Linked DNA regions of Homo sapiens: all the other regions are linked to region 3. Evidence: chromatin contacts called from ENCODE Hi-C or POLR2A ChIA-PET data. All regions are on one chromosome and are shown on one strand. Each heading gives the region's core, a stretch centred on a gene start or an enhancer-like site at or near the end of the contact. The rest is flanking DNA. Distances are from core to core; before and after follow the strand shown.

Region 1 (4,933 bases), core at 585-3,084, 4.1 Mb before region 3:
TGGACAGAGAAAAGGTTTTAAAGTAGCAATAATAGTACTTGCTGATTCGACTGGGTGGTAAGAGAGGAATCGTGGTGCTTTGCAAATGTGTATCAAGGCCTTTGAATGCACGCACGCATGCATGCACCCACACGCACACATGCATGCACCCACGCACACCCGTGAGCCGGGCTCCCTGCTCTCACCATTGGCCAGAAGGTAGAGTACCAGCTCCTCGTGCCCACACAAGCAGGCATAGTACCTGAAGGGAGGAAGGAAGTACAGGAGGCAGTCCTCAGTGCTGAAGGGGTGCACCAACCCCCACCCTCCCCACCCCTCTCTCCAGCACTCACAAGGGGGTGCTGTCCCACTTGTCCCGCACATTCACCTCCACGTCTCGCTGCTCCAGCAGGTACCTGGGCAGGAAGGAGGTCAGAGCCTGGGTCAGGACGGGTTCATGGTCTGAGAAAGAAGGCCCGTGGAAAGGAACGGAGAGAAAACATCCCTTTTGGTATGGGGAAGCCTCCCCCAGGTGAGGGCAGGTGACAGGCAGACCAGAGCAGGAGAGGCACTCAAGGCAAAGTGCAGGCAAGGATGTGGAGGTGGGGTCGAACAGGCAGACACTGTGTGCTATCAGTGCTGGGGGACGATGGGCTACAGGGACAGAAGCCAGAGCCAGTGCCGAGGCTGGACCTTTGGCCTTTCAGCGTTTGGGAGAGGAGGTGATGGAGCCTTCACTCCCACCAGAGCTCTCTACTGCAGGAAGAAGCTGGCCCTGTTAGAAGCAGGGAGCCCGGGAAAAAGCTGCTGCAGGCCTCCTGATGGTGTGGAGGGCACACAATTCTAGGAGGCAGGAGTCGCGGGATACAGCAACTGATGGGATGCGGAAGGTGAGCGAGGGGAGTCGCCAATGCTAATGCAGCCCCACTGAGGCGGGGGCAGCCCAAAGGAGGCCTCCAGGCTGCACCTGGAAGTGCTGTGAACCCACTCAGCGTTGACACTATGCACTAACTCTTGAGTGGCACGGGATGTCAGGGAGCGGCCCAGGGAGGCTACGGGAGTACAGCAGCCCGGCGCCAGCCCAGGGGAGGTGGAAGCAGTCAGTCAGCACCAGGTCAAGGGGGAGGAAGGGCCAAGAAAAAAGGAGGTCAAACGGGATAGTGGAAGCCCAAGGAGGGGAAGGGCCCCAGAACCCAACTGGGCACCCCTTCCCTCCGCGTCCGGCCCATGGAGGGGGCATCTCAGCGCCAGATTCACTTTAGCTGCGTCAGGAGTTTCCGAATCCTCAGGGACCGGAGGCCGATTATGGGCTCTAGGTGTTCCCCGCGCCAGGTCCAGAGAGCACGAGAGAAAGGGGCCACGTCTGGAGTCCCAGGCCTATACCCGCGCCCTGCGCCCGGGGGGTCTGACGTCCGGGCCCTACCAGGGCGAACAGTGGCCCGCCTTCTCTCCGCCCACTTCTGCGCCTTCGGGCCTCCGCTGAGCAGTCCCTTCTTACAGGAAGCCCTCCGGGGGTCAATGGCCATCAGTGTCCCCGCCCCAGCGCGCTTCCGCTGGGGGGCTGCGGCGGGGGTCCGGGTGGTCTGCCCCGCGGGGGCGCTCCGAGGGCTGTGACCCGGCAGAGGCGCCCGCCTCTCCGCGGCCGCCCAGCCGCCCGTCCCAGGGCCCGAGGCGTTCCGAGGGCGGCCACCTCCCGCACCCTCCCCGGGACTGCGAGGTCCTCACCGCACTCGGCCCACATCCCCCTTCCTGCAGCTGGCGAACAGGTCGCTGGTGTCCATGGCGCGGAGGATGGTACCCGAGCCGAACGACCTCGGGCGGCGAAGCCGCGCACCCGGCGGATGTAAACACGCTCAGCCCCGCCCCGCCCCGCTCTGCAGCGGCGTCCGGAGGACCCGCCCGCCCCGGCCTCCCCGCCCCGCGGCCCCGCCCCTGCCCCGGGGTGCCCCGCCCGCCCCGCCCCGCCCCAACCCCGGAAATAAGAATGAGTCAAGAAGGCAGACGCGCTGGGCCCGGCGTGGTCTCCGGGCGGGTTTAATTGAGTCCCGGGGCGCAGGAAGCGCCGCCCGCCGCCCGCGGGGCCGGGGTTCAGGGGCGGGAAAGCGGGGCCAAGGCGGGCTTTGAGGCCTGCCCCTCGGGCGGGAGTGAGGGAGTTGGTCCGAAGCCGCCGTGTGAAGTCGGGGGAAGCGGGAAGGAGCCCGCGCCGAGGGCCAGGCCGCGGGGGCGGCCCGGGTAGGCGCGGGGCTGGTGCGGGCTCCGGGCCGTCCGTTTCGGGGTCCACCTCGCTTGGTCCTGGCGGCCCACTCGGCCTGCGCCTCGGCTGCGCTCACAGGTGCGTGTCCTCCTCGAACACGTCCGAGTCCTCGGGGTCCCGCTTGCCCCCCATGAGCGCCCCCCAGCTCCCCGGGCCGTTGAGGGCCCCGCCGCCGTTCAGGCTGGGGTGCTTCTCCTGCATCTCCGACTGGCTGTCGCTGGCCACGTCCAGCGTGGGGTTGTCGTGGCAGCCGTTCTCCACGAAGCGCAGCTCCTCGCCGTGCGACTGAGGCGGGGTGGGGAGAGGCCATGGGCGAGCGAGCCAGCCCCCGGACAGCGCCAGGCCCGCGGCCGTCTGTGCAACCCCACCCAGGGGGTTCCCGCGGCACCCTCCACAGGTGCCAGATCCTTCTTTTCTGTTGCTGCAGCTCAACTCCTTTCTCAAAATAAACCTACTAGTCGTTGGCACTACAAAGCCCCGTGGCCTCCCTGACGTCATCGATCCCCCAACAGCCCCCTAAGAAGACTCCACTTGCGAGGTGGGCAGGGAGCATCGCTAGGGCTCTGCTCGCTTCCTCCTGGGGAGGCCTCTAGGCTGCTGGAGCCTCTCCTTGATCCTTGGGCACCACCAACGCAGGGCCTGCCTCTGGTGAGGTATTCAGGTGCTCAGGCCCTGCAGTGCCTGCGCCGGAAAGGGGCTGGTGGTGCCAGGGAGGGGCCCCCTGGTGGGGCTAGCAGCCCCCTCACTCCCTGCACCTCTGGCACCTGTCCTGGGGCTGGTGCCCTGCAGAGCAGTCAGCAGTGCTAGGCTGACCAGCTGCTTCACCCACGGGACCCTGTGCGCCCAGGAGAGTCACTGCCTCCCCTTGCAGATGAGGACACCTATCGATGGGCACTCTCCTCTCAACTGGCCCCCAGCCCCACCTGTCCCCACACTCACCACGTGCTTGAGCTTGGGCAGCCGGCGCTGCCAGCAGTTGTAGAGCAGGCCAAGCGCAATGATGATGATGCAGATGGCCCCAATGACCACCAGCACCACGAAGAGCGTGCCGTAGTCGCTGCGCACCTGGCTGGCCCGCGCCTGGCAGCTGCTGGTTGTGGAATAGTTCTGGATGCCAATCTAGGGGTGGGAGGGGCCAGTTTCCTCAGCTGAGGTCCTGGGGTGCCATGGCTCCTCTGGGGTGGTTGCATTGGGCTCGGGTGGGGATGGGGGAGCAGGCTTAGAAGGTGCTGGCACTCCCGGCTCCTGAAGTTCCCTGGCGCCTGGGCTTGCCTCTACCCCATGCCCATCCCGTTTGCCTCAGTACACCTGGAGGCCTCTCCACCCCATGCCCATGTTCCCAGCCTCCTTCACATCCCACCATAGCTTCTGCCCCAGCCGCTGAGTCTGAGCTCACTGTGGCCCTAGGCCTCCAGTGAGAGTGGACCCATGCTGCTGGACACCATCCAACTAGAGAGAGTGCCCACACCTATCCTAACTAGTTAGAGAGACAGGAGATGTGAGCCCCCCACACATCCTCCACCATACAACCGCTTCCACCTCGGTGGGGAGGGGTGGACCAGTCAGCTTCCTGATGCCAGGGCCGGTGCAGGGAGGGATACTGAGGGCATGCAGGCCACATGGGGGGCCACCCCGGCTGCCCAGCTTCCTCCCTTCCCATGGCGTGTTCACTGCTGGCATGTAGCTGCCTGCATCCCTCCACGCTGCAGGTTGTCATGGTCAGTCCTGCCTTCTCTGGCCAAGGAGATCGGCGCCAGGGGCCAGGCAGGTGCTATCTCCACAGATCAGCATCTTAGCAGAGAGAAGCAGGAGGGCGAGCACCACCAGGGGCTCCTCAGGTGAGGGATCAGGGCAGTTCCCAGTGCTGAGGCCTAGGTTGCACCAGGCCCCCTTTCTGAGTTCAGGTTGCAGCTCTTCCCCGGTTTCTGTGAACCACCCGTGTATCTCCAGTACTTTTCTCAATTTTTTGTTATCAAGGGTCAGTTTTTCTTGCTAGATTCACCTGAGTATATTTCCAAAGACCCAGCATGACTTTTGGCCAAGTCAGTGTGAATTAAGTGACCAGTAACGCCAGAATACTCAGGGGCAGCGAAAAGCAGGGGGAGGACTGTATAAAAGGTCAAGGTTAGCCCACACTTCCACCAGCAGCCCCACTGTTCATGGACCCACGATTCCAGAACTGGGAAGGGCCTCAGTGGCCCTCCAGGCAGTAGAGCAGTGTGGTGAAAGGCCCGGGCTCCGGAATCAGGCTTCCTGCAAAGCCTGGCTCTACCGCTTACTGCTGGTGCCATCTCAGACAGGTCACCTAACCTCTCCCGCTTCAGCTCTCATCTTCCATGGGGACACCATTGGTACTCAACAGGTGCCTCACTTAACCCTCACAACCCCATGGGGTGGTGGCGAGGACTGAGGGAGAGAGCCTTGCACAGTGTGGTGCTCAGTGGGCATTCGACATGCTCACCAGAAAAGCACCACCACCAGGGCCTCTGCTCCCCTGGCATGCAAGGATGAAGAGGCGGCCAGCATTATACCACTCATCTCTCCTGCCAAAAATGGCAGCACCTTCGGGAGTGGAGAGGGCTGATGACAGGGCACTGGACTCTACAGTGAGCAAAGGCAGTTTTGGTGGAGATGGTGGCTGTCCTCAAGAAGTGAGATGAGGAACAGAAGGACCCCATAGGCAAGGTGGTGTGAGGAGCA
Region 2 (4,368 bases), core at 480-2,979, 4.0 Mb before region 3:
GTGAGCCGAGATTGCGCCACTGCAGTCCGCAGTCCGACCTGGGCGACAGAGCGAGACTCCGTCTCAAAAAAAAAAAAAAAAAAAAAAAAAAAAACAGCATGTTGCTCCACACCGCCTCGTGTTGTGTGTCGGCGCGCTCGCAGGGTTCGAACCGATACAAGAACCTTACAGAGGGTAGTTATTAGGCCTGGTCACACATGTCCCATGACTTCTACTTCCTGGCACATGGTAGGGTGGCAGTTTCCTGCCCTCTGGAGGCTAGAAGCGGTGGCCAATTGAATGTGCGTGAGAGTGATGTGTATAACTTTCTGGGAGGAACTTGAGGAGCCACTGGATTCCCCACGGCTCATTGTGGCTGTGGTCATTCGTGATTACGCAGGCCGGCATTGCCCAGCCTCTCTGGCGAATATAGAAGCCTAAACTTAGGTATGCACATTTGGGTGTGGTCCAGGCTGGGAAAGTCCCAGAGGATCACAAGGTGGTTTCTTCCCCAATCTCCCTGTGTTTTTAGGACAGGAGCAAGGAGAAGAATGGGACCCAATCTCATTCCAGCCCAGCGGTGCTGTCGCAAGGTGTGAGTCTTGGGGTGCCTGTAATAACTGAGTGCCTACAATCTGCACGAGGCTCTGAGTCAGCCTCAGGATGCTGCAGGGGACATCCTGCAGCTTGGCTCTCTTGGCTCCATCCTCATGACGCTGGAATTCTATAATAGGGTGGGGAGACTGGACGGGGAGGCAGGTAAATGAAAACAATCAGGTGAGAATTAAGATGCTCGGAAGGAAATGAGACTGGACAGCCGCTCCAGCGAGGGTGTCCACAAAACCCTCTAGAGGACATGATGTGGCAAGGAGCCAGCTCTGCGGGGGAACAGGTGTAGAGCCAGGAGCAGGAACAAGCTTGGAACAGCCGAGGGACAGAAACAGAGACCCGCATGGCTTGAGTATGGTGAATGCAGCATCGATGCCAGGGGATAAGACAGGCGCAATCAGGGAGGGCTTTCCAGAGGAACAGGCGTGAAGAACTGTGGAAGTTAGAGTTGGGGAGAGGCGTCCTGGCTGTGTCGCTTCCTCATTGCGCGGCTTTGGTCAAGTTATTTGACCTCTCCAAGCCTCAGGTGGCCCTGTAAAAGGTGACTATAATGACTGCCTAGCAGGGTTGCTAAGAGGAGTGCCCGAGGCATGGCGGCGCCGCGTGGAGCAGGGCGCTGGGAGGCGGCGGCCCTGCGGCGTGGCGCGGCTGGAGCGCGTGGCGCCGGGGAGGGTCCCCGACACGCCTTCCCCCAAGCTGACCCCAGGTCACCCCTGCAGGGCGCCCGAAGCGCCCGCACGCGAGGGGGCGGTCCCCGGAGGCTCCGCCCCGACGGTCCGGCCGCGGCCCAGGCCGGGAGGTGGAGCGCGGCTGCCGCCAGCTGGTCCACTGACAACTGCTGCCAGCTGGAAGGCGCGTAGGGCGAGAGGTGGCGCGTCCTCAGCTTTCCAGTCTTCGATTCCGCCCGCTTTCCGAGTGAGAAACGCAGGCCTCTCTCTTCCGTGAAGCAGCGTCTTGTCTCTGCACCTCCTCTGTGCTGTCTCTTTAAGAGGTCAGCGGGCTGCTCCGCCTCTTGGGAATTTGATTGGTCTCTCCCACTTTTTTTTTTTTTTCCCCCAGTGATGACTTATTCCTATAGGCTGCTGGAGGTTAGAGGGCGGGCCTGAGTGATAACAGGGACTCTGGGACTCTGGGACTTGTGGGACTGTGGCCGTTTTCGCAATTTGGGCTGGACGAAAAAGACGGTCTTGCTTTCCCGGTCGCCGCTGTCGGGAAGGGCTGCAGGGTGTCCGCGAGACCCGCGGCCCGGCGAGCTGACCCCGCCTCGCCTTTCCTGCCTAGCCCTCATTCCACGGAGCCGGTCGCGCCCGGTCCTTGCGCGACGCTTCCCGGCCCAGGCCGCCTGGTCTGGCGCTGGAGGCCGGAGTCCCGCGGCCTGTGCTGGATCCGCGCACACCCAGTGGCGGCGGATGGGCGGCCGGGGCGGCCGGGGCGGCCGGTCCTGAGCGCGGCCCGGGCTGTCAGGTAAGGAGGGGCCTTCTCCCCGTCTCCTGCCGCAGCTAGAGGGGGAGCCCCGTCCCTCGCCCCGGCGGGAAGCCCAGCCGCCGTTCCCCTCCTTGCTCCGCGAGCGGCCCATTTCCGCTCGGGCGCAGCTCGGACGGCCAAGGCGGCGTTTGGGAGGGAAGGCCCTGGATGTGGGAACCCACGGGAGGGGTGCCGGGCAGTCGGGAGTCGCTCGGGGCGCGGGGGCACGCGAGGCCCGGGAGGGAGCCGCACGTAGCGGCGTCGGGCTCGGCCCCGGCTGGAGGCAGTGCGGGTGGAGATCCGGACCTCGGCGACCCGGTCCGGCGCGGGGTGGCGGCACGGGCTCCAGCCCCACGGTGGCTGCCCGCAGCGGCCGAGGTGCTCCTGAGCCAAGCCTGCCGCCGGTTCGGGGCTTTGCTGCCCCGTGAGGGGGCCATGTCGAAGCCTCCGCTCCCTCTGGACTCGGGGAATGCAGGTGGGGGCTGGCTTTGCCCTCTTCTCTGCAGTGAGGAGGGGCCGCAGGGTCGTCCAGTCCCCAGCGGGGCTTGGCGGTGCTGGAGATTCAGTTGTTCCCGTCATAACAACCTGTTGAGGGCTCGTGTCGTGCCAGGCCTTGTTCTAGGGGACCGAGTCCTGAGCACTCCCGGGATAGAGAGTAGTAAATACCCAGACGCGGCTCGGGCGCTGGAGACAGCTGAGAAGGGAAGGCTTCTCAGAGGAGGTGTCAGGAGAGAGCTGGGGGAGAGCCAGCCCAAAGGCCCTGAGGAACGGACCAGCTCAGCAGGTGGAAGGCAAGCAGGGAGGGCAAGGTGCAGGTCAGATTGGGCCCAGGCCTCCCCATCTTACTGGGGTCTCCGGCTTAGGACAGGGACCACACGCCTGCCAGCCCCAAGGCCGAAGGACAACAGGGGAGAGCAAAGTAACTTACTTGGCCTCTGCCCTATGGAGCCTTCCCCACCTTGTCACCCCTGGGCTCCACCCCTTCTCACCACCCTTAGGCCCTAGGGTTTGTAAGCTCAACAACCCGTCGGTGTGGGAAGCACTGAGGGCCCCTCTCCCCAGGGTTTCCTATCCGGTAGCTGTGGGTGGGGTTTGGTCAATCCTGTTGCACAGATGAGAGAGCAGGGAAAGCTGAGTCCCAGAGAGGAGAGAGAAGGCCTTACCCAGTCGTTCTCAGCGGGTCCTGCATTGCGTGACCATGACCTGAGCCTAGCCAGCATCCTGTCCCTCAACTGGGTGGGAGGGAGGGAGGCAGAGGCCCCTGGAATGTTGTGAGTCTGGGAGACTCCTCCCAGGTGGAAGAAACAGTCTGTCCCAGTTTCCCTGTTCCTGGGAGGCCTGGGGTTGCCCAGGGTGCTCTGCACCGCAGGAATTCCTCCTCTGAGAATCACCCCTGGGCTCCACCCCTTCTCACCACCCCTTCTCACCACCCTTAGGCCCCTATCGTGAGCTGACCAACCCCTCCCACTTCTTTGTCAGTGCTTGGGAGCATCAGTCTAAGAGAACTAAGTAGAGAAGGCTGAGGACTGACCCCTTCTCTGCCTCTCCTCTCCTCTGTATAAGGGGACAGTAATTGTCCTCTCTCCCTTAGAAGGCGATGCCATTGTTAAGTGTGTCACCACGTGTAAAGCACTGAGCACCATGTCTGCACATAGGAAGTGTGCATCCTATTAACTAAAAGTCAGTGCGGGCCAGGCGCAGTGGCTCATGCCTGTAATCGTAGCACTTTGGGAGGCTGAAGTGGGTGGATCATCTGAGGTCAGGAGTTTGAGACCAGCTTGGCCAACATGGTGAAACCCCATTTCTACTAAAAATACAAAAATTAGCCGGGTGTGGTGGTGCACACCTGTAATCCCAGCTACTCAGGAGGCTGAGGCGGGAGAATCGCTTGAATCCAGGAGGCGGAGGTTGCAGTGACCCAAGATCGCACCATTGCACTCCAGCCTAGGTGACAAAGCGAGACTCTGTCTCAAAAAAAAAAAAAAAAAAAAGTCAGTGCTTCAGTTATTTCCTAAGCTTTGATACGTAATGGCAATCCTGGTATGGCCAGCAGCCCCATAACCCCAGTGTGGTTGCTGGATCAAGTAGCAGCAGCAGGGGCACCACCTGGGAGCCTGTGGGAAACACAGACTGTTCAGCCCTACCCCTGCCCTTGGGAGCAGCATCTGCATGTTAACAACACCAGGGTATTTCCCACATCAGGTCTGAGAAGATAGCTCTAGAACAAGCCTGGTGCTCTTGACCCACAGGTGGAGAAGCCGAGGCCTGGAGAGGGGCACCTGGCAAGTTGTTGACTGGGGGCCTGGGCTCTGGAGA
Region 3 (4,417 bases), core at 1,705-4,204:
CCCAGCCAAGAAATATTTTTAAATTGTGTCAGTAGATAAAAAGATAAAACAGTTGCATCCTTTTGAATACACAATTTTCATGTGAGTGGGGAGTGGAGGAAATATTCATGCCTTAGTCTGGCTCAGTTAATCTGTATTTTTACATAAGATAACGTAGACAATAGGGCAGAGGAAGCAATCAGATATGCATTTGTCTCAGGTGAGGAGAGGGAAGACTTTGAATTCTGTCCTATGTCCCATACCTGTGAAGATATCAACTTACATTGCCAGGTTGAAATTCAACAGAACTGTTTTAGAGTAAAGATCTTTGGGCCTAAAAGGAATTTCCTTGTGGGTAAAATGTGAGGGAAGTATATAGCTTTTATCTTTGTAGCTATCTTATTTAGGAACCAAATGGGAGGCAGGTTTGTGTGACCCAGTTCCCAGCTTGACTTTTCCCTTTGGCTCAGTGAATCTGGGGTTTTCCTTTCTCATCTTTAACCTCCAAAACTGCCCTTGGTCATTCCTGGGCTTGCACCAAGCTAACTTTGGGAGAAACTTAGTTTACAGTTTAAGCGATAATAGCCCCTCCCCAAAACTAAACCACTTTTGTAAAACTAATGAAAAGCCACCAGGTTAGAAGGATAAGAGGAGCTTGAATTCTGCTAAGACATAGGCTTTGTTAAGTTAAATGATTACCAGCCACTATTCCAGAGGTCACTAGATTTGCAGCTTCCCCAGTTCACTACTGTAGAACCTAAGATTGGCCTTTTGAGATAAACTTTCAGGCTTCTGCATTTCGGATGGCTGACGACCCCACTGAGACCTTTGACTCTTGGCTCAACCAGTCCTGTGGCCTCCACCCAGAAGCAGGCTCAGTGCAGGGGGACCATTTTCCACACCCCTATAATTGCATTCCCAACCAATCAGCAGCACCCATTCCTCCAGCCTCCTGCCTGCCAAACTGTGTGTGTGTTGGGGGGGGGGTGGGTGTTTTGTTTTGTTTTGTTTTGACTATAGCTCTCAGATCTTAGCCAAACTATTCTTGAAAAACCCTACCCTCTGAATTTTGGGGGAGATTTGGAGTAATAACTCCATCTCCAAGACCTATCTCATGTCAATTAAATTCTTTATTGCAATGCCATGGTCTCTATGAATTGATTTTGTCTGTGCAGTGGGAAGGAAGAACGTATTGGGTGATTACAGTGTCATGGATTTAAATACCACCACCACCCTCAGAACTCTGAGAAAAGATAATACCTCAAACAGCTCTGAGCTGTCTGAGCTATGTGAAGTATGCAAAAATTTATCAGGCCCAGAGACAAGAGTTTGCCTGGGGGCAACTGTTTAGACATTTTGTTCCTGACTAGCAGCCTCACCCATTATCTTCATGTTCCTGGAATCTGTGATACAAAGAATAGTTTATAGCCAATCAATAGCTAATGTAATTTTAATGTAAATTCTTAGTAAACAACTTAGAAGCTGCCTCTTTTTCCTTTAAAAACCCACTCATAACCGCTGCTAATCAGAGTGTATATTTAGGGTAACTTGAATCTATGCTCCCAGGTAGCCATCTTCAACCTTTATGCTTGAATAAACTTCCTTTAAACTAGATTCTTACCTTTTTTATTATTTTAGGTTGACAACTCTCAAATTTATATCTCTAGCCCATTGGACTTCCTTCCCGAACCTCAGGGTCTAAATTTAATTGTCTATCCAGCCTCTCCACTTGGATGTTTAATAAGGATTTCAAATTCAACATATAAAAAACAAAATTCCCGACTTCCGCCTTAAAAATGGTTTCTTACAAGTTGCTCAAAACGCCTTTGACCTCACACTCCAAAACTAACATATCCACAAATCTTATAATTCTACTTCTAAAATACGCACAGAATTCATTGTTGTTTTCATCACCTCGATTTCCACCACTCTGGCCCACACCACTATCACCATGGCTGGATTATTGTAATAACTTCCTGATACCACTTTTCACCAACTAATACGAGCATTTTCGTCTGGTTCCCTCAGGGGTCCTTAAGCCCCAGGCTGCGGATAGAACCAATCCCTGGCCTGTTAGGAACCAGGAGGCACAGCAGGAGGTGAGCAGCAAGCAAGGGAGCATTACCTCCTGAGCTCCGCCTCCCTCAGATCAGCGGTGGCATCAGATTCTCATAGGAGCGGGGAACCTATTGTGAACTGCGCATTGGAGGGATCTAAGTTGTGTGCTCCTTATGAGAATCTAATGATAAATGTAATGCCTTTGAATCATCCTGAAACCATCATCCACCCCCCCACCACGAAACCGGTCCCTGTTGACCAAAAGGTTGGGGGCCGCTGCTCTATATAATCCCTGGGAGACTGACGACTTTGTCTCTTTCACTTAGTGCCATGAACTCCAGGGCAACTTTGTGGACGCTCCATAAACACTTGCTGGAATGAACCCATAAATATTTTATACTACCACATATACAGTAATACATTTAAGGAGCTGCTTGGGTGTGTAAAAAATTGCAGGGGACGTTTACAAATAAAGAACCTCCTGAAACAAAGCAATGAATGGAAAGTGGGATCAGCTGGTTGAAGCAATGCCCACAAGCTGCTCCAGCTTCCCAAAGCAGAGAGGTTTTCCACCTAAGCCAACATCCTTTTATTTTTAGTCACTATAGCTATAAATCTACTCCCTTACCCCGCACCTCACTCTCAGCCGACAGCCCAATGGGCTTATCCTCCTCTCGCCCTCACGATGAGCGAGTCCACGCGGTCTCAGGCTGGAAGATGCACTTGAACACCAGCCAAGCACTCACGGACGACACTGGATTCTAGGCCGCCTGGGCTTCTCCACTGTACTAGGAATGTAAAATCAAAAGTCAGAAAGAAAACTTCGGAGGTGGAATCTCCAACCCGGCAACGGGTTAGGAAGCAAAGCGCACCTACCAAAGGGCTGGTCCCTGCAGCCTCAAGGGCTGATGGGAAGTGAATCCACCGTCAACCGCCCTGATCCAAAATGGCAGGATACCGGAGCAATAGTGTTCAGGTGTGAAGATAGGGCAATTGAAGAAGGGAGAACGAAAGCATAATTGTTTTGATTCAACATGGAAGCAGTGATTATAGGAGGGCGAATAGCGAGGGACGACGCAACATCCAGCTGGCAGAAGCAGCGGGCCTGGAGAGGGTGGCTACATTGAACTAATCCAAGATGGCGCCGAGGTTGTAACCGGGAGCGCCCAAGAGGCGGGAATTACCCTGATCCAAGATGGCAGTGGCAACTGAGGCAAGCCGAAAGACGGGAGCGCCAGGAGCGTCTTTGCCCTCAGCCAAGATGGCGGCTGCCGTGGACCCTGTCCCGGCTCCGCCCCGCGGCCCTGGCCCCGCCTGCCCCTCGTCCCTTCCTCCGCCCCCTCTCCTCGCGTAGTCCGGCCCGAGCCGCTCGCGCTAGGAGAGCGGGCTTCGGGCACTTGACATGGCGGCAGTGGCGGCGACTGCAGCAGCGAAGGGGAATGGGGGCGGCGGTGGCAGGGCCGGGGCCGGGGACGCCAGCGGCACGCGGAAGAAGAAGGGCCCGGGGCCCCTGGCCACGGCGTACCTGGTCATCTACAATGTGGTGATGACAGCCGGGTGAGGCTGGGGCTCGGGGAGGCGGGGAGCCAGCGCGGCCGGGGAGGGAGCCCTGCGGCCAGCGGCGGGGCGGATAGGATCGGCGCGGCCCGCCGCAGGCAGTGCATTCCCGGCGGGGGGTGCCCGGGACCCGGTACCTGGGCGCTGAGGGCGGCCGAGCGCTGAATCGGCCCCGGTGGCTGCCCGCGAGCTCCCTCCTGCGCTGGGGGTCGAGCCAAGTTCCCAGGCACTGGGGCGCGGGGACGGCTGCCGGGCGCTGGCTCGCGAGGGCCGCGGGAGGAAAGGTGGGGCTGGCCACAGGTGCGGGGCCGGGGGCAGCGGCCGGACTACCTGCGGCGCGGAGCCCGTCCTGGGCGGCCAGATTCGGATGTTGAACGGCGCCAGCATGGGGAGTGGAGGAGCTGTGGCTGCAGAGTGACCATTCATTTGGGCGGCTGTTTTCAAAATCTGGGCTGCGCTTTAATCTGAAAGGTATTGGGAAAGCGTTCAAAGTTTTTGGCCAGCGACATGAGCAGAGCTAGGCTTTAGATGAGTTTAGACTTTTAGGATGGGTTGGGGTGGGGAAGAAACTGGGGAGTAGAAGGCAGAGTTACTGGAAAGGGGGAGAATGGACCCTCGAAACGGTTTTACCCATCTTCTGTCTCTTTCATTTCAGTGCATCCCTTATCCCGGCGGGTTTTTAGTTCAAGCTCTGCCACTAACTAGCTGTGTGACTTTGGATAAATCATCTTATTTCTCTAGCCTCCGTTTTTTCATTTGTAAAACTAAAGGGTTGGTCTGGGTGATGAAGGTTCCTTCAGCTCTGCAATTCTTTATCTTGTCA
Region 4 (4,321 bases), core at 1,167-3,666, 3.2 Mb after region 3:
AAAAATTCCTTTTCAACTAAAACTTAATATTTACAAATATATTCAGTGTTTCAAAAGATATAGAGTACCTGTACCTACTGTGGAGCAGGCACTGTTAGGGGATGGGTATATAATAATAAGACAGTTCTTTTCAAGGACTTTACAATTTACTCTAATTATTCAAAAAATAAGTCCACTAACTAAGAGATATATCCAACTCAGTCAATCCAAATTATTTGCAAGAAATCATACTAGGCAATGGGGGATGGTGGTGGTGTGAGGGAGAATCCAAAAATGAATAAAGATAGTCATTCTATGTAAGTAGGAACCTACTCTAATTGGACATGAGATGTGCATTTTACACTGAAATTTACAGTTTCCTTGCCAATAGCTTCAATGAGGCAGAAACACAGTTTTCAACTTTTAGAAAGCAGTTTCTCAGTTATCTTAGCTGCTCAATGGTCTGGTTACATTTATCCTAAATTCAACAACCAAATAGTTGGAGACTTTATTAAATTAAAAGCTCCTAGTACAGCGTTGCAAGCAGTAGGTTTTCAAAATTTGTCAGGTTACTCATTTCTTTACCTACACCACTTTTTTTCTACTTCCTTTCCTTTATTCTATATAATGTGGAGTTCCCATACTAAGTATTTTTTTCCAAACTTTCTACTAGGAAGCCTCATTTGCTATTATTGAGGTTATCTTTTTCCCTTTAATTCCACTGATTTGTAATCTTACCTCTTATTTTATTTTTCTTGAGACAAAAAAAAAAAAAAGTGCAGGGCAGTGGCACAATCATGGCTCTCTGCAACCTCTACCTCTTAGGCTGAAACAATCCTCCCAGCAGCCTGTGTAGTAGTTGGCACCACAGGCGAGCGCCACTAGGCCCGGCTAATTTTTGTATTTTTTGTAGAGACGGGGTTTCCCCATGTTGGCCAGGCTGGTCTGGAACTCCTGACCTCAGCGATCTGCTGGCCTGGGCCAAAGCACTGGGATTACAGGCATGAGCCATGGCACCTGGCCAACTCTTATTTCTGAATTATGTTTGAATCCTTTCTTTTTCTCATTTTACATTACGTTCCTATCACTTTTTAAAATCCAAGATAAATATTTTAAAGCAAAAACAACTATTATTTTAAATATTTGTTATTTTCAGATATTAGGACTACTGTTAGAATGCTGGCTTGACCCAAAATAAGGTCTGTTCTTAAAAGGACTCTTTCAAAACAGATGACTCATCAGTTTTAAAAAGCATTCCACCATTAGCTTAAACATACAAAGTACGTCCTTCTAGGACTACCACTCAATCAGAAATTAAAGTTTGACTGCAGAGTAAAGGCATAGTTTCTCATACAAATAAATGACTGGCAAGAAAAAAACGACTTTCCTTTTTTAAGGAGGAAAGCAATTTAATGTCGTTGATTATACACGACCACTTAACTTTCTTATGTATAAGCTTTGTTAAAAAAAAAAAAAGCTAAGCATTTTTTCTCATTTCTATTCATTACTTTTCAAAATCATAAAATGTAATTTCAGAAAAGATTGAGTTTGGGACAAGGATGAAAAATACGTTAATTAGAATTACTAAATTAGTACCAGATCAGGATTTTCCCAAACTGTAGTTTTGACCTGCAGTACAAACTCTATGCTTTGAGTTTTTAAACTAACTCATTAATTTGAGCTATCTCAAATCATGCAACCGCCTCCATATCTCCCAAATTCACTCCTAGACACAACTTACACCAAAAGCCACGTATGTGCTTCTACAATTAAAACGGGCAAAACGTCCTTACTTGATACACATTTCTGCCTTAAAAAAGAAAAAAATAATTCTGTGGGGCAAGTAGTGCGGGTGTTACCCATATTTTATGCATGGGGCAACTGAAATCAAATCCCTGCCCTAGGCTATTTAACAGCGGAACCTCCAGTAAGGGTCCGGGGGTTCTGAGGTCTAGTCCAGCTGCGTTCACATTTCGAGGTCGGCTTTGTTAATCCTCGGACTTTAAATTCCTGCGGTTTTCTGTCATGGAGCTAAATCACCACTAAATTACTGTGTGCTCACAGAGTCCTGCAGACACGGGCCCCACTTTTAAACTGAAAAACAAGCGGGGGACGGGGGGGGCACGTGACGCGCGAACCCTCAAGGCGAGATAACCGAACATCCTTGGGCTGTTTGCCGAGGCAGTCTTGTAGCCCTGGAATAGGTCACCAGGCTCCAGCGACTATAAAGCGCGGCCGCCGAAACCCGGTCCGGCTCAGATGACAATTTGGCAGCCTCTGGGTGTCTGCCTCAGTTCTGCGCAGCCCATGCTGCGCTCTTGCCACTCCGCGCCCCGCGCCTCGTGAGGCAGAGCCCGCCCCGGAGCGGCGCGCGCACCCCAGGACTCGCGTCGCGTGACTCGGCCAAGGCGCGCAGGGTTTGCGCCCGCCCGCGCCACTTCCGACTCAGCCCTCGGTTCAGGTTCCGGGGCGCCGCAGAGCTCCCGGCCTCTGGACCGCGCGCGGCGCTCTGGGGAATCCGGCGCCACGCGCCGTGCGGTGGCCAGGATGGAGGAGGCCGGAGCAGCGGTGGTCACGGCCGGGGAGGCCGAACTGAACTGGTCCCGCCTCAGCGTGTCCACCGAGACGCTGGAGTCTGAGCTGGAGGCGCGGGGGGAGGAGCGGCGCGGGGCGCGGGAGGCGCTGCTGCGGCTGCTGCTGCCTCACAACCGTCTGGTGTCGCTGCCACGGGCGCTGGGCAGCGGCTTCCCGCACCTCCAGCTGCTGGACGTGAGCGGCAACGCGTTGACCGCGCTCGGGCCGGAGCTGCTCGCTCTGCGCGGCCTGCGCACGCTGCTGGCCAAGAACAACCGGCTCGGCGGGCCCAGTGCGCTGCCCAAGGGCCTGGCCCAGTCGCCGCTCTGCCGCAGCCTCCAGGTGCTCAACCTCAGCGGCAACTGTTTCCAGGAGGTGCCTGCCTCGCTCTTAGAGCTGCGCGCGCTGCAGACCCTGAGCCTGGGCGGCAACCAACTGCAGAGCATCCCGGCTGAGATCGAGAACTTGCAGAGGTGAGCGGGTGTGTGCCGGAGGGTGGGGAGGCCTCGGGCGGTGTCCGGGAACCCTGGGGCGCCGGGCCTGGGCACCTCAACGTTTGTCACGTAACTATTTCCAAGCTTTCTCTTTAACTGTGCGGTAGTGAGTTCTGCCCAACCATCTCAGCAAGTTGTTGTAAATACCTAGTATGTTCGCATGTGTGACTGTTTGGTGTGTTGTGTTTGGCCTATGCAGATTCTCGAGGCATTTTTTCTGTCTTCCTTATTGAATCTGGGGCGTGATCCAAACTGAGTGGAAACTCAAAACAGATGTAAATCAGAGGTTGTCACTTCTTTGCTCAAAAGTCTTCCGTGGATTTCCATCTCTATAGATCAAAGTACGTGCCTTTGAGCGTGGCGTACAAGGTGCTCTGATCTAACCCTTGCTTTCCACTACATTTGCAGCTTCCTCTTCTCTGTGGCAGTACCAACTACCATTTGTGGAGTTCAGTGACCTATGCATTTTCCCACGTAGAGAAAGCAGCTTGGAGTTGCTGGTAGGCACTCAGTATGTGTTGAATGGATGCAGTGCCTCTGTACACGTGCTGTTTCCCTTGCTTGGAATGTTTCCTTCACCTGGCAAACGCCTATCATCCTTCAAAAGCTATCTCAAGTTAATCATCTCTGTGATTCCTTTTTTACTACTCCCTGCACAACAATTTTTTTCGTTACTACTCCCTGCACAAAAAAGTACAGCCTATGCTGTACTTTCTCTGTGCTTCATTCATCTTGCCTTTGCATTTACCTTATTGGATATGATTCCTTGTTTACAGGAATTATCTGCTTCACCTACTAGATTATGCAGTAAATATGTTAAATTTAACTTTAGGAGGAAGCAGAGAAACAGGATAATAAAAGTGCCCGGTGGGGGAGTGGGAAATAGAGCCAAATGTATTGTACAAAACGAAAAAGAGGTATCTTCCATCTGTAAGATATTTTCACACTTTATTGTATTTTCAGAGATAACAGAACGTTAAAGGTAGAAGGGACCTCAGAGTTAAGTGGAGCAAAAGAATATTGGCCTGGGAAGGCCGGGCGCGGTGGCTCACGCCTGTAATCCCAGCACTTTGGGAGGCCAAGGCAGGTGGATCATGAGGTCAGGAGATCGAGACCATCCTGGCTAACAAGGTGAAACCCCGTCTCTACTAAAAATACAAAAAATTAGCCGGGCGCGGTGGCGGGCGCCTGTAGTCCCAGCTACTCGGGAGGCTGAGGCAGGAGAATGGCGTGAACCCGGGAAGCGGAGCTTGCAGTGAGCCGAGATTGCGCCA
Region 5 (4,936 bases), core at 870-3,369, 3.4 Mb before region 3:
AACGCCAAGCCAACAGTGTCCCCTTCCCTTTCCTGGCCTGAGTGACACCAAAGCTCCTTCTCACCCTGAGAAACAAAGGCCCCCAAAGCCCTCCCCACAAGGAAGAGTCCAATCCCCCCAAGTCCTCCTGCGCCAGATCCTGCTATGGCTCAGGCAGGTTGGGGTGTGGGGCTGCCATCCTGCCCAGTGGCTCACAACAGCAGCCGGGGGGGAAGACAGCTGCTCCTGGCACTCCGCCTCCCCCACAACGGGGGTCATGGGAGGTGGTCCCAGTGGTTCTGCTCCCGACCAGTCCTAGGGGATCCGGCTCTGAAGGCCTTGGAGTCCTGCTCCTGAGAAAAAGTGCCTACCTTTGCAGGCCTTCCCCTGGGGCACCCGCTCCTCCCGGCCAGCTGCTCTAAGCTGCTCTGTGCACGGGGGCTTTCCTGGGGGCTCAAAACAGGCAGGCAACGACCTTGGGGGGCCAGGAGTCCAGCAAAGGGCTGTCTGCTTTGTCCACAGGCACCTCATGTGTCCCCCACCCCCAGAGCACACACTGAGGCCACAAACCCAGGCCTCCGCCCATGCTGTCCTCTGCCCAAAACGCCCTTCCTGGGCCCCACTGGCACCCCCCAGGAATGGAAGCCTGGCCCTGCAGCGAATCACTGGTTCACATGCCTGCCTCTGGCAGGGGGCTGGGTGCTCCTCAAGGGCCGGGCAGCATCTTGGTGCCCCTGGTGCAGCACCTGGCCTCTGCCGCACACCCCAAGCCGCAGGAAATCGAGGGGACCTGAGGCAAGCTCCTCAAGGGCCCGGGGAGCAGAAACTGCGCCCCATCCCTGCACCGACCCCCAAACCGGCTACGTGTGAAAGGAGATGGGGCAGCACGGAGCAGCCTGAGCCACAGGAGCCGCGCTGAGGGGACAGAGGCTCGACCACGTCCCCTCCCCGGCACACACACCCCTTTCTTTCAAGGGGCGTGGCCCCAGAACCCCACACAGGAGCCTGGGGCAGATCGCCGCCCGGGGCCGCCCCTCGGAGCCCCTCCCCTCCTTTCCAGGGCTGCACCTGGGACCTCACGCCGACCGAGGGGCCTCCCTGGAGTCCCCACTCCCCCTTCCCCTGGCAGCCCGGGATCGGCCCGCTGCCTCCAGCTTCGCCGCACATCAGGCCCGGGACTATCCAGGAAGCAATCGGAAGCCTCCGGGAGAAGCGGCTGACCCTGGAGAGGCCCCGAGAGGGGGAGGCCAAGGAGGCCCGAGCGGGGCGGCCTCCTGGGCGGCACCCAGAGCCCACCTCCCCGCACTCCGGGCCAGTGGGAGCGGTGGCAGCTGTGGTCGGGAAGCCGCTCCAACTTCCACCCCGCGCCCCAGGGCCGGCCGGGGGCTTAGCCTGCACGACCTCCTCCGGCCCCCGCGGCCCTGCTGGGAGGCTCCGATCCCTATCCGGGCCTGGCCACCCCGTCCTCGCCCGCGGCCAGAGGTCTGAGCCGAGGTCCAGCGGCCGGGACGGGCCTGGACACCGCAGGGGCCTCCCCGCGGGGCCGCCGCAAACTTTCTCCCCAGCCTCCGTGGAGGGGCAGCGCCCGCCCCCCGCCACCCCGGAGCTGCCGCGGGGCTCGGCGGGCCCGGCCGGGGGGCGGGGGAGGCCGCGGCGCTGGATCCCGGGCCGCGGTCCCAGCCCCGCCGCACGGGGGTGCGGTCTCTCCGCGTCGGCGCCGCGACCGCGCCCGGACACACGCGGACGCCTGGGCCGGAGCCGCAGGGACACGCGGGCCGCGGACACGCGCGCCGCAGTCCCCACGCGCGCCGCAGTCCCCGCGCACACCCCCTGCCTGCCGCCTCACGAGAGGGCCGCCGCCGGAGGCCGCCCCGCGCCCACCCACGGGCCGCCCGGCCCCGGACCCCAGCCCGGCCCGGCCCCCGCCCACCGTCCCGCGCCGCGGGGAAAGTTGCGCCCCGACTCACCCGCCGCCCCGGGGCGCGCCCCGCCGCCGGCCATCGCCGCGCCCAGCCGCCCGCGCCGCCGCCGCCGTCCGCCCCGCCGCGGGGCCGCCGAAGCCGCGTAGGCCGCCCAGGCCGAGGCCGCCGCCGCGCCCGGGCTCCGCTGCGTGGCCGCGCAGCCGATGCCCAGCATGAATGGGGCGCCGAGCGCCGCGCGGCTGCGGACCGGCCTCGCTCTCGCCGCCCGCGGAGCCCCGCGCCGCGCGCATGCGCCGCCCAGAGCCCGGGGGCGGGGCGGGGGCGGGGCCGGCGGCGGCCTCCAGAGGGCGCTCTGCCCCGCGCCGCGCGCCTGCAGGGGCCCACCGCGCGTCTTCAAAGGGCGATACGGCTGCCCGCCTCAACTCTCTGGGCGCCGGGGCCGCGCGGGCAGTTCCGGGAGCCCCCCGCTCTCGAGCGGGCTAGCCCGCGACCCCAGGAACAGGGCCTGGCTCAGTGTGCCCAGGCTAGGAGCATGGCCTCCTTTCACGGGGGGGGAAACTGAGGCTGAAGGAGGCAATCGCAGTTCCCAGACCTTGCGGGGCCGGGTGTTCCCAGCTCTCGGCCTCGCGCGTTCCGCTCTGTCAGATGGGCGGGCACCTGCGCGGGGAGCCCGGGCGCCCCCTGCAGGCCCCAGGCTGGTGGCGCATTCCCGGCTGGGGACGCAGCCCAGGGAGGAAAGTCCCGCGGCAGAGGCGTGGCGAGACGCGAACTCCGGCTGTAGCGTGGGGCAGCGGATCTACACGGTGTGAGGTGTGGGGCTGCAGAATCCAGGGTGACGGGCCAGAGCTGTCCAGGCAATACCCCCAGCCTGCATGGCAAGGCTGAGGGGCAGACACCCAGCACTCAGTTACTGTACTCACAACCGCCACTCCCAGGCAGGAGGCATCCGGGAGGGCCTCCCGGTGGACGCAACCAGGCCAAGGAAGGGGAAGCCGGCAACAGGAGCATCGATAACAGAGCAGATGGGCCAGGAAAACCCCGTCGTGGGAGGGCTGAGTCCCGGCTGGGGACTTGGCCCCCATCTGTAGCCTGAGGGGTGCGGTTTTTGCTGTGTGAATCACGTCACCCCTACAGAAGAGGAACTCTCTACAGTTCACATGGTTAACAGGGAAAGGGAATGGACTCATACCGGGCCCAGGTGTCCCTCCGCGTCTCACCCCGCTCCTCCCTCCCCAGGAGCAGCCACAACCCTCATTTTTGTGTTCATCTTTAAGTGCTTTTCTTTGGGTGTGACCTCTTATATTTGCACCCCAGAATGGGACGCTGTTTTGGGTGGCTTGTTCTGGGCATTACAGAAACGGGGTCACTCAGCCTGTGCTGTTTGCTCTGTCTGCTCTGTGTGGTGAGGGCACAGGGCAGCTGCTCGCAGGCATCGTCTTCGCAGCCTGTTTTGTTGGGCTCCTGCTCGCCCATTCTCCTGCCGATGGACATGGGATTGTCGCCTATCTGGAGCCATGATGAGCAAAGCTGTGATGAGCATCCTGTGTGTGCCTCTCGGTGGGCACCTTTAGATCCAGGGACGGTCTGCAGGGTCACGGGGTAGGATTTGTCTAGCTTCAGGAGATACAGCAAAACCGTCTTCCCAAGTGACAGCCCCAGTTTACACTCCCAGCAGCTTAGCAGGAGTGTGGAAGGGTCTGGCTGTCCCACATCCTCACCAATATTTGGCACTCTTTAGTTTTGCAAATCTAGTGGCATGAACTGGTTTTTCAACTAGGTGGTTTTGCTTGTCTGCTTTTTTTTTTTAGAGACAGACAGGGTCTCGCTCTGTCACCCAAGCTGGGATGTTGTGGTGCAATCAGAGCTCACTGTAACCTCAAGCTCCTAGGCTCAAACCATCCTCCTGCCTCAGCCTCCTGAGTAGCTGGGACTACAGATGGGCACCACCATGCCTGGCTAATTTTTTTTTTTCAAGAGATGAGGTCTCTATGTTACCCAAGCTGGTCTCAAACTCCTGGGTTCAAGTGATGCTCCCACCACAGCCTCTCAAAGTGTTGTGATTAAAGGCATGAGACACGGCACCCAGCCTCATTGAGTCTTACTGTGTCGCCCAGGCTGGAGTGCAGTGGCTCGATCTCAGCTCACTGCAACCTCCACCTCCTGGGTTCCAGTGATCCTCCCACCTCAGCTTCCCGAGTAGCTGGCATTACAGGCGTGTGCCACCATGCCCAGCTAATTTTTGTTTTGCCATGTTGGCAAGGCCGGTCTCAAACTCCTGACCTCAAGTGATCTGCCCGCCTCGGCCTCCCAAAGTGCTGGGATTACAGGTGTGAGCCACCATGCCCAGCCTCATTGTGGTTTTAACTTACATGTCCCTGAATGAGGCAGAACATCTTCCTCAAAAGTTATATTTATTATTTTATTTCCCAAGCACTAATACAGTGCTGGCTCTGCTACCTTCTACAGATGGGTGGGCTGAGGCTGGAGACGTGCTCAAGTTCCCCAGTGGATAGGAGGCCGGGCTGGGAGGCTAATCCCAGGAGTCTGGCTTCTCCAGTCTGTGGTCTTGACCCAGCCACTGGGCTGTACTTCCCCTCCCTTCCCTGGCAAACAAGACTGGAGCGCTTTCTTTCCTCACGGACTACCGAGGCACACGTGTGGGCGCAAATCCATCCTCATGGCTGGTGAAGGCAGAGCAAGTCCTGACTGCTCTCCGAGCCTCGATTTCCTCATCTGTGAAATGGACGTGAGAGCTTGCAGAGCTGTGGTGAGGGACACAGTGAGTGTGGACACCATGGCTGACCTCGGGGAATGTTCACCAGCTCTTGTCTGCGCCACCTGTCACCAGCACCAGGGGCTGTCCCTGCTGTCTGCCTGTTCCCGCCCTTTTGCCCCAAGGCAGACACTCCTCAAGGAGCTTCCTGCTCTGTACTCACGGTGCCCAGGAGAGCCTAGGCCTCTCCTCTGTGGTAGAGCCCCCTGTCTCCAGCTGCGTCTTGGGAAGGTCCAGGGCCGCTGGAGTCTACGTGTCCAGG
Region 6 (5,002 bases), core at 1,762-4,261, 3.9 Mb after region 3:
CATATGTGGGTTAGCTGTACCATTCTGAAGCAAGAGGATAGTTTAGTAGCTAGATATAAATGACTAAATATTTCACTTTGGAAAGGCCACTGGTTGTTTTTTTCAAAGTCAGGAGAATATTTCATCCTGAAGAAGCAGTTGTTGAAAGAGTGTTAAGGGTTACAGCACTCAGTAAGGAAACCAAAGGTTGTAAATGTCTGGAACACAGCAGGTTAAAGAAGTGTGGTGCAGAAAGGGCTGCTACTCAACTTCTTTGCCTGAGGCCTGCCTATATTAGCTAACCTGAGGAAGTCACAGGCAGTGTTATCACAACCAGTAATCTTTCTTCCCTGAAGCAAGGAGGGACAGTGGGCCAAAAAATCTTCTCAATTGCAGAAAAGCTGTTTGAGTCTTTGGGTCTGTTATCTGTCCCTACTGTTTATCTCAATTCTCTTAGCTCTCTAAACTCTGTTAGATATTTATCTTCCTTTTCTTCCTTGTTCATTTCCTATACATAAAAATGCAATAGCACAAGTGAATACAGATCAATGATTAGTTTTAAAATAAAAAAATTTTGCTTTGCATTAATTAATTAATTTTTTTTGAGACAGTCTCACTACATCACCCAAGTTGGAGTGCAGTGGCACAATCTCGGCTCACTGAAATTGCCACCCACTGGGTTCAGGTGATTCTCATGCCTCATCCCCCCAAGTAGCTGGAATTACAGGTTACCACTCCTGGCTAATTTTTGTATTTTTAGTAGAAATGGGTTTTCACCATGTTGGTTGGGCTGGTCTCAAACTTCTGACCTCAGATGATCTGCCTGCCTTAGCCTCCCAAAGTGTGGGATTACAGGTGTGAGCCACTACACCAGGCCTTGCCTTGCATTTAGATAAATTAAGTAGGATAGTAGACAGAGTACAGGGAGAAGATGATGAGACTCAGGATTGCCACTTTCAAGTTACGCAGCCTTGAACAAATGTACACCTCTGAACTTCAATTTTTCCCCAACTATAAATGTAGATAATAATTTTGACTGCCATGAAGATTAAATGATGGTTCACAACCTCGACAGCCCTACATATATGGAAGATATTGCGACTGAAGGTGACATTGTTTCAACTGAATACATATTCTAAGTGAACACATTAGTTTTTTAACTTTTAAAATTTTTAAAAATATGTAGATTTCAAATATTTTCTCCCAATTCTATCATTTATTTGTTAACTTTGTCTATAGTATTGTATGTAAAACCCCAAGCCTTTATTTTGCTGTAATGAATTTCTTCAATTTTTTTGACATGCAATTTGTACTTTTGAAATGTAACATAAGTTATTCCCCCATCCCTCAGTATTAAAATATTCTCCTCCACAATTTGCTATTAATTTCATATTTCAATCTTTCCAATCTAGGTCTTTAATGCATCTAGAGCTCTTCCTTTTAATGTAGTGTTTAATTTTCTCCAGATGGTTAGCCTATTTTCTTTTCCCCAATAATTTGTTGAACCACATTTTATTGTATATTAAGGTTACAAGTGATGTTGATATTGCTCATCCAGGAAGCACTGTTTGATTAGCAAGATTCTAAACAATGTGAGTTAGCACCTAGTTGAAAGAATTGATAATAATGGATGAGGGTGAATTTAGAACATGAGGGTAATATGTTGTATTATTAAAAATATCAATCCAGAAGGAAATAAAAATCATCCTTATTGAAAGTTTTCAGATGACAAAATGGGGATGGTCTTAGTAACCTGAAAAATACACATATAGAAATTACTCTTATACAGCACCAGTTCACAGACACGCCTGTAAATTCCCTGAGTTAAATATCTATAATATAGAAACAAACTTTGATTAGGTGATGCTGAAAGTTTAAGTACCTAAAAATACCTATCACCCTGCAGCTATTGAACAGTGCCTCCAAGTCCTGCTTTAAAAAATGATTTTATTGGCCAGGCGCGGTGGCTCATGCCTATAACCTAGCACTTTTGGAGGCTGATGTGGGCGGATCACCTGAGGTCAGAGTTCGAGACCAGCCTGGCCAGCATGGCGAAACCCCGTCTCTACTAAAAAATGCAAAAATTACTCGGGCGTGGTGGTGCACACCTGTAATCCCAGCTACTCAGGAGGCTGAGGCAGGAGAATTGCTTGAACCCAGGAGGTGGAGGTTGCAGTCAGCCAAGATCGTGCCACTTCACTCCAGCCTGGGCGACAGAGCAAGACCCTATCTCCAAAAAATAAAATAAAATAAAATAAAAAAGAGTTTATTGCCTGTTTCCAACAATACTCTGCAGGAAAAAAATCCAATGATTATATCCATTTCATTGCGAATAAGACGGGCACCAGTTTATCTATGTACCTGAGGAAATGCTATGGAAATGGTATTTTTCAATTTTATTCATCAGTATATTAACGAATATATGACTGAATAATTCATACTGAATTCAGATCAGTTGGAGGGGGGCTATAAATGCAAATTAGCTGAGGATTTAATGTGCGTAGGAGGTGTATAGGGGGTTATAGGACCTTTTAAATTCCCCCAATAGTTGTGGACTCGGTGGTTCTATGTCTTGCTATTCATTTTTAAATAGGTCAATGAAAGAGAGGAAAGGCCTGCAGTGTGTGGGGATCAGGAAGAAGGCGGATAAAAGAAAAGGGGGAAACTAGTCTGTTATTCAAGGGAACTGGCTTTCACTTATGGTTTCTCCTGTTTGGCTTGAACAAATCATTTCACCATCTTGGGCTTCCGTTTCGATATTGGGTGGGGAGGAGCGGGTGTTACGAGATCTCTCAGTTGTCTTGCTGCTTTCTTTCTTCGTGAGCCCTCCCCAAGTTGATTTAACAAATACTCTATGACCTAGAGTCCTAGAGTGTAAATACCACAGTCCAGGTGAGCGTTCAGCGGGCCTCCTTGCGCATGCGCTGAAGGGGGCACCCTCTCGTTAAGGCCCGAATTTTGCCTCTTCTGCGCACGCGCTCCTTTTAAATTCCCCACCTGTCAGAGAGAAGCAGGACTTCCTGTACTTTTTAGAGCGACTGCCGGAAGTGACTGCGGACGAATCGGCGTTTGCCGAGGCTGGCATAGATTTGGCTGTCTCCGCTCATAGCTGCTTTTGGCGCGAAAGATGCCGGGTCTGGTTGACTCAAACCCTGCCCCGCCTGAGTCTCAGGAGAAGAAGCCGCTGAAGCCCTGCTGCGCTTGCCCGGAGACCAAGAAGGCGCGCGATGCGTGGTCAGTGCGCAGCCGGAGAGGGCGCGGCCGACGAGCCCCGGGCCGCGGCCTGTGCCTTCCGGTGCCTCTGCCCTACGGCCTCTGCCCTCTGCCTTCTGCCCTCTGCCCTCTGCCTTCTGCCCTCTGCCCTCTTCCTTCCCCCCTTCCCCCACTCCTCCTCCCTGTCTGCCCCCCCCCCCCGCCCCGCCCCGCCCCGCCCCATTGCGGCGCTCTGGAGATAATTATTGGGCCTTGTAGGTTTCGTGGTCGGGTCTCTGTTGACTTATCCCGTAGCTTAGTACCGGGAAACGATGGAGAGAGAGGAGAACGGCAAGCTTCAACCACTCATTCCTTCCTACAAATGTGTGTTGAGTATCTGTTATGGGTTAAGCACTGCGTTAGGTCCGAAGATGTAGACATGGATAAAGATGCATCTTGATATAAAGGAGCTTAAAGTTAATGGAGACATAAACCAGTGACTTGTATACGACGTGGTAAGGGCTATGATAGATTTGTTAAGACCAAACAGGAAAGGTTTTCTGGTAATTTCTAAGGCTTTCTCCCAAAATTTAGAGACAGTAGGACACAGAGTGTATTCCTTACAGTTCTGAAGAGTTACGCTTCAACCCTTTTAAGACAACCAAAAGTTGAAAATCAATCAGTCTACGACGCAGGGGACAAAGTATTAAGAATAGTTCATCTAGATTGTCAATCCACAAAAGATTTGTTCTCATTTTATATAGCCTCTCTTGTGGAGCAAATCTCATTAGAGGACGTCCTCAGATAACGTGAATGTGCATCTCTTCCTCTGGCCCCTTTTGTCTTCCCAGATAGTAGATATAAGAAAGAAATCATTAGTGGTATAATGGGATAATAAGAGTGTAGGAGCTCAGTGCTTTTATTAATCCTCAGTACTTTGTAAATAATACGGGTAGGATTGAAAGACTAGTCTGAACAAATTGTTCCAGTGGTAACAGTAAGTGCTGTTGAACCTTGAATGGTATGACAGCATGATTAAGAGTCTGGGATCCACAGTCAAGGTTTGAATCTTAATCCACTAACTTGGTGACCTTGAGCCTCATGTGTCTGTAAAATGACTCTAATAAAAGAAACTCCCTCCAGTATTATTGTAAAGGTTAATGATACAAGCCATGTCAAGTGGCTAACACAGTATACATGGCAATAAATGATCAATGAATGCTAGCTATTATCTTCACAATGATCTCACTATCCCAGGCAATCTCCCATTTGCAGGCAGCTCTTGAGCTATTGAAGGATGGGTAGAGTTTCCATGGAAGGAGAACCTATTCCCTTTGTTAAATTCCCTTTGCCTCGATTGCCTCAGACCACGTGGGTTCTCCCCAAATATCCATAGTCAGGAGTCAGTTTTTCCTTGTAATTGAATTGGGCTTAACTTGATTATTTGCAAAATCACATTTTCAGGCCTTAGAAATAAAGCTGTGTAGTCCTAGTCTTTACTTTGTGAATTTTACAAGTAAAATATTCTTTGATCATCATGAGGGGGTGTTTATCTCGGTCTCCTGGCTACCAGATGTTTTTGATGTAATTAGAAGTAGATTTATTTGGTTGTGTTTGAATGTAGGGCAAAATCAGAAAGTTAATTTCTCTGTGATAATAAGCAAAAAATTGAGCTGTTCTCTGTGCCCTTCATTTAGCATAAATATTTTACTCAGTTTATTTCTTTATAGAGCAGTGTTACTCCTTGGATATTGACTAGAGGCAATATTTAATATGCGTGATTATTTCTTATCAGATTTCCCCCCCAAAATCACTTATCTGTGGAATGTCT

Evidence for each region. Hi-C counts contacts between places; a loop is a spot of excess contacts on that map. ChIA-PET counts read pairs that join two places held with the same protein, here RNA polymerase II (POLR2A). Pooled maps may share reads with other maps.
Region 1: a loop to region 3 is called in a map of CD8-positive, alpha-beta T cell, with 12 times the contacts of the local background. The contact joins the promoter of ABTB1 here to the promoter of MYLK-AS1 in region 3. A Hi-C loop is called at or near these places in 2 of 168 maps with a recorded cell type or tissue (CD8-positive, alpha-beta T cell and naive thymus-derived CD4-positive, alpha-beta T cell) and 7 of 50 pooled maps.
Region 2: a loop to region 3 is called in a pooled map, with 30 times the contacts of the local background. The contact joins the promoter of TPRA1 here to the promoter of MYLK-AS1 in region 3. A Hi-C loop is called at or near these places in 1 of 168 maps with a recorded cell type or tissue (naive thymus-derived CD4-positive, alpha-beta T cell), 3 of 37 single-sample maps with no recorded cell type and 10 of 50 pooled maps. POLR2A ChIA-PET finds 5 or more read pairs at or near these places in 1 of 52 experiments (GM12878).
Region 4: a map of CD8-positive, alpha-beta T cell shows a loop between it and region 3 (27-fold over the local background). The contact joins the promoter of LRRC58 here to the promoter of MYLK-AS1 in region 3. A Hi-C loop is called at or near these places in 3 of 168 maps with a recorded cell type or tissue (CD8-positive, alpha-beta T cell and naive thymus-derived CD4-positive, alpha-beta T cell), 1 of 37 single-sample maps with no recorded cell type and 9 of 50 pooled maps.
Region 5: a map of CD8-positive, alpha-beta T cell shows a loop between it and region 3 (13-fold over the local background). The contact joins the promoter of PLXNA1 here to the promoter of MYLK-AS1 in region 3. A Hi-C loop is called at or near these places in 2 of 168 maps with a recorded cell type or tissue (CD4-positive, alpha-beta T cell and CD8-positive, alpha-beta T cell) and 6 of 50 pooled maps.
Region 6: a loop to region 3 is called in a map of CD4-positive, alpha-beta T cell, with 6 times the contacts of the local background. The contact joins the promoter of COX17 here to the promoter of MYLK-AS1 in region 3. A Hi-C loop is called at or near these places in 2 of 168 maps with a recorded cell type or tissue (CD4-positive, alpha-beta T cell and CD4-positive, alpha-beta memory T cell) and 6 of 50 pooled maps. POLR2A ChIA-PET finds 5 or more read pairs at or near these places in 1 of 52 experiments (PC-3).

Annotation. Positions count from the first base shown.
Region 1 is chr3:127,669,853-127,674,785 of GRCh38, reverse strand. It overlaps ABTB1 (ankyrin repeat and BTB domain containing 1), which reads right to left and starts at 1,834. Exons shown (of 12, transcript NM_172027.3): 1 at 1,705-1,834; 2 at 333-395; 3 at 186-241. The coding sequence starts at 1,760. PODXL2 (podocalyxin like 2) reads right to left here. Exons shown (of 8, transcript NM_015720.4): 7 at 3,173-3,352; 8 at 1,984-2,518. The coding sequence ends at 2,306. RefSeq lists silencers at 1,463-1,722, 1,863-2,462, 2,473-2,552.
Region 2 is chr3:127,588,094-127,592,461 of GRCh38, reverse strand. It overlaps TPRA1 (transmembrane protein adipocyte associated 1), which reads left to right and starts at 1,729. Exons shown (of 11, transcript NM_001136053.4): 1 at 1,729-2,052. RefSeq lists silencers at 1,077-1,406, 1,907-2,376 and enhancers at 2,110-2,786, 2,787-3,464.
Region 3 is chr3:123,584,050-123,588,466 of GRCh38, reverse strand. MYLK-AS1 (MYLK antisense RNA 1) reads right to left here and starts at 2,954. Exons shown (of 4, transcript NR_121654.1): 1 at 2,914-2,954; 2 at 2,666-2,820. It overlaps HACD2 (3-hydroxyacyl-CoA dehydratase 2), which reads left to right and starts at 3,414. Exons shown (of 7, transcript NM_198402.5): 1 at 3,414-3,594. The coding sequence starts at 3,440. RefSeq lists an enhancer at 2,930-3,229 and silencers at 3,290-3,899, 3,910-4,089.
Region 4 is chr3:120,347,449-120,351,769 of GRCh38, reverse strand. LRRC58 (leucine rich repeat containing 58) reads left to right here and starts at 2,416. Exons shown (of 4, transcript NM_001099678.2): 1 at 2,416-3,026. The coding sequence starts at 2,527. It also overlaps the pseudogene BTNL12P. RefSeq lists a silencer at 2,421-2,750 and an enhancer at 3,101-3,150.
Region 5 is chr3:126,980,298-126,985,233 of GRCh38, reverse strand. It overlaps PLXNA1 (plexin A1), which reads right to left and starts at 2,119. Exons shown (of 32, transcript NM_032242.4): 1 at 1,947-2,119. RefSeq lists silencers at 1,029-1,108, 2,124-2,353, 2,454-2,673 and enhancers at 2,724-3,053, 3,314-3,363.
Region 6 is chr3:119,675,415-119,680,416 of GRCh38, reverse strand. COX17 (cytochrome c oxidase copper chaperone COX17) reads left to right here and starts at 3,011. Exons shown (of 3, transcript NM_005694.2): 1 at 3,011-3,213. The coding sequence starts at 3,107. RefSeq lists an enhancer at 2,573-2,832.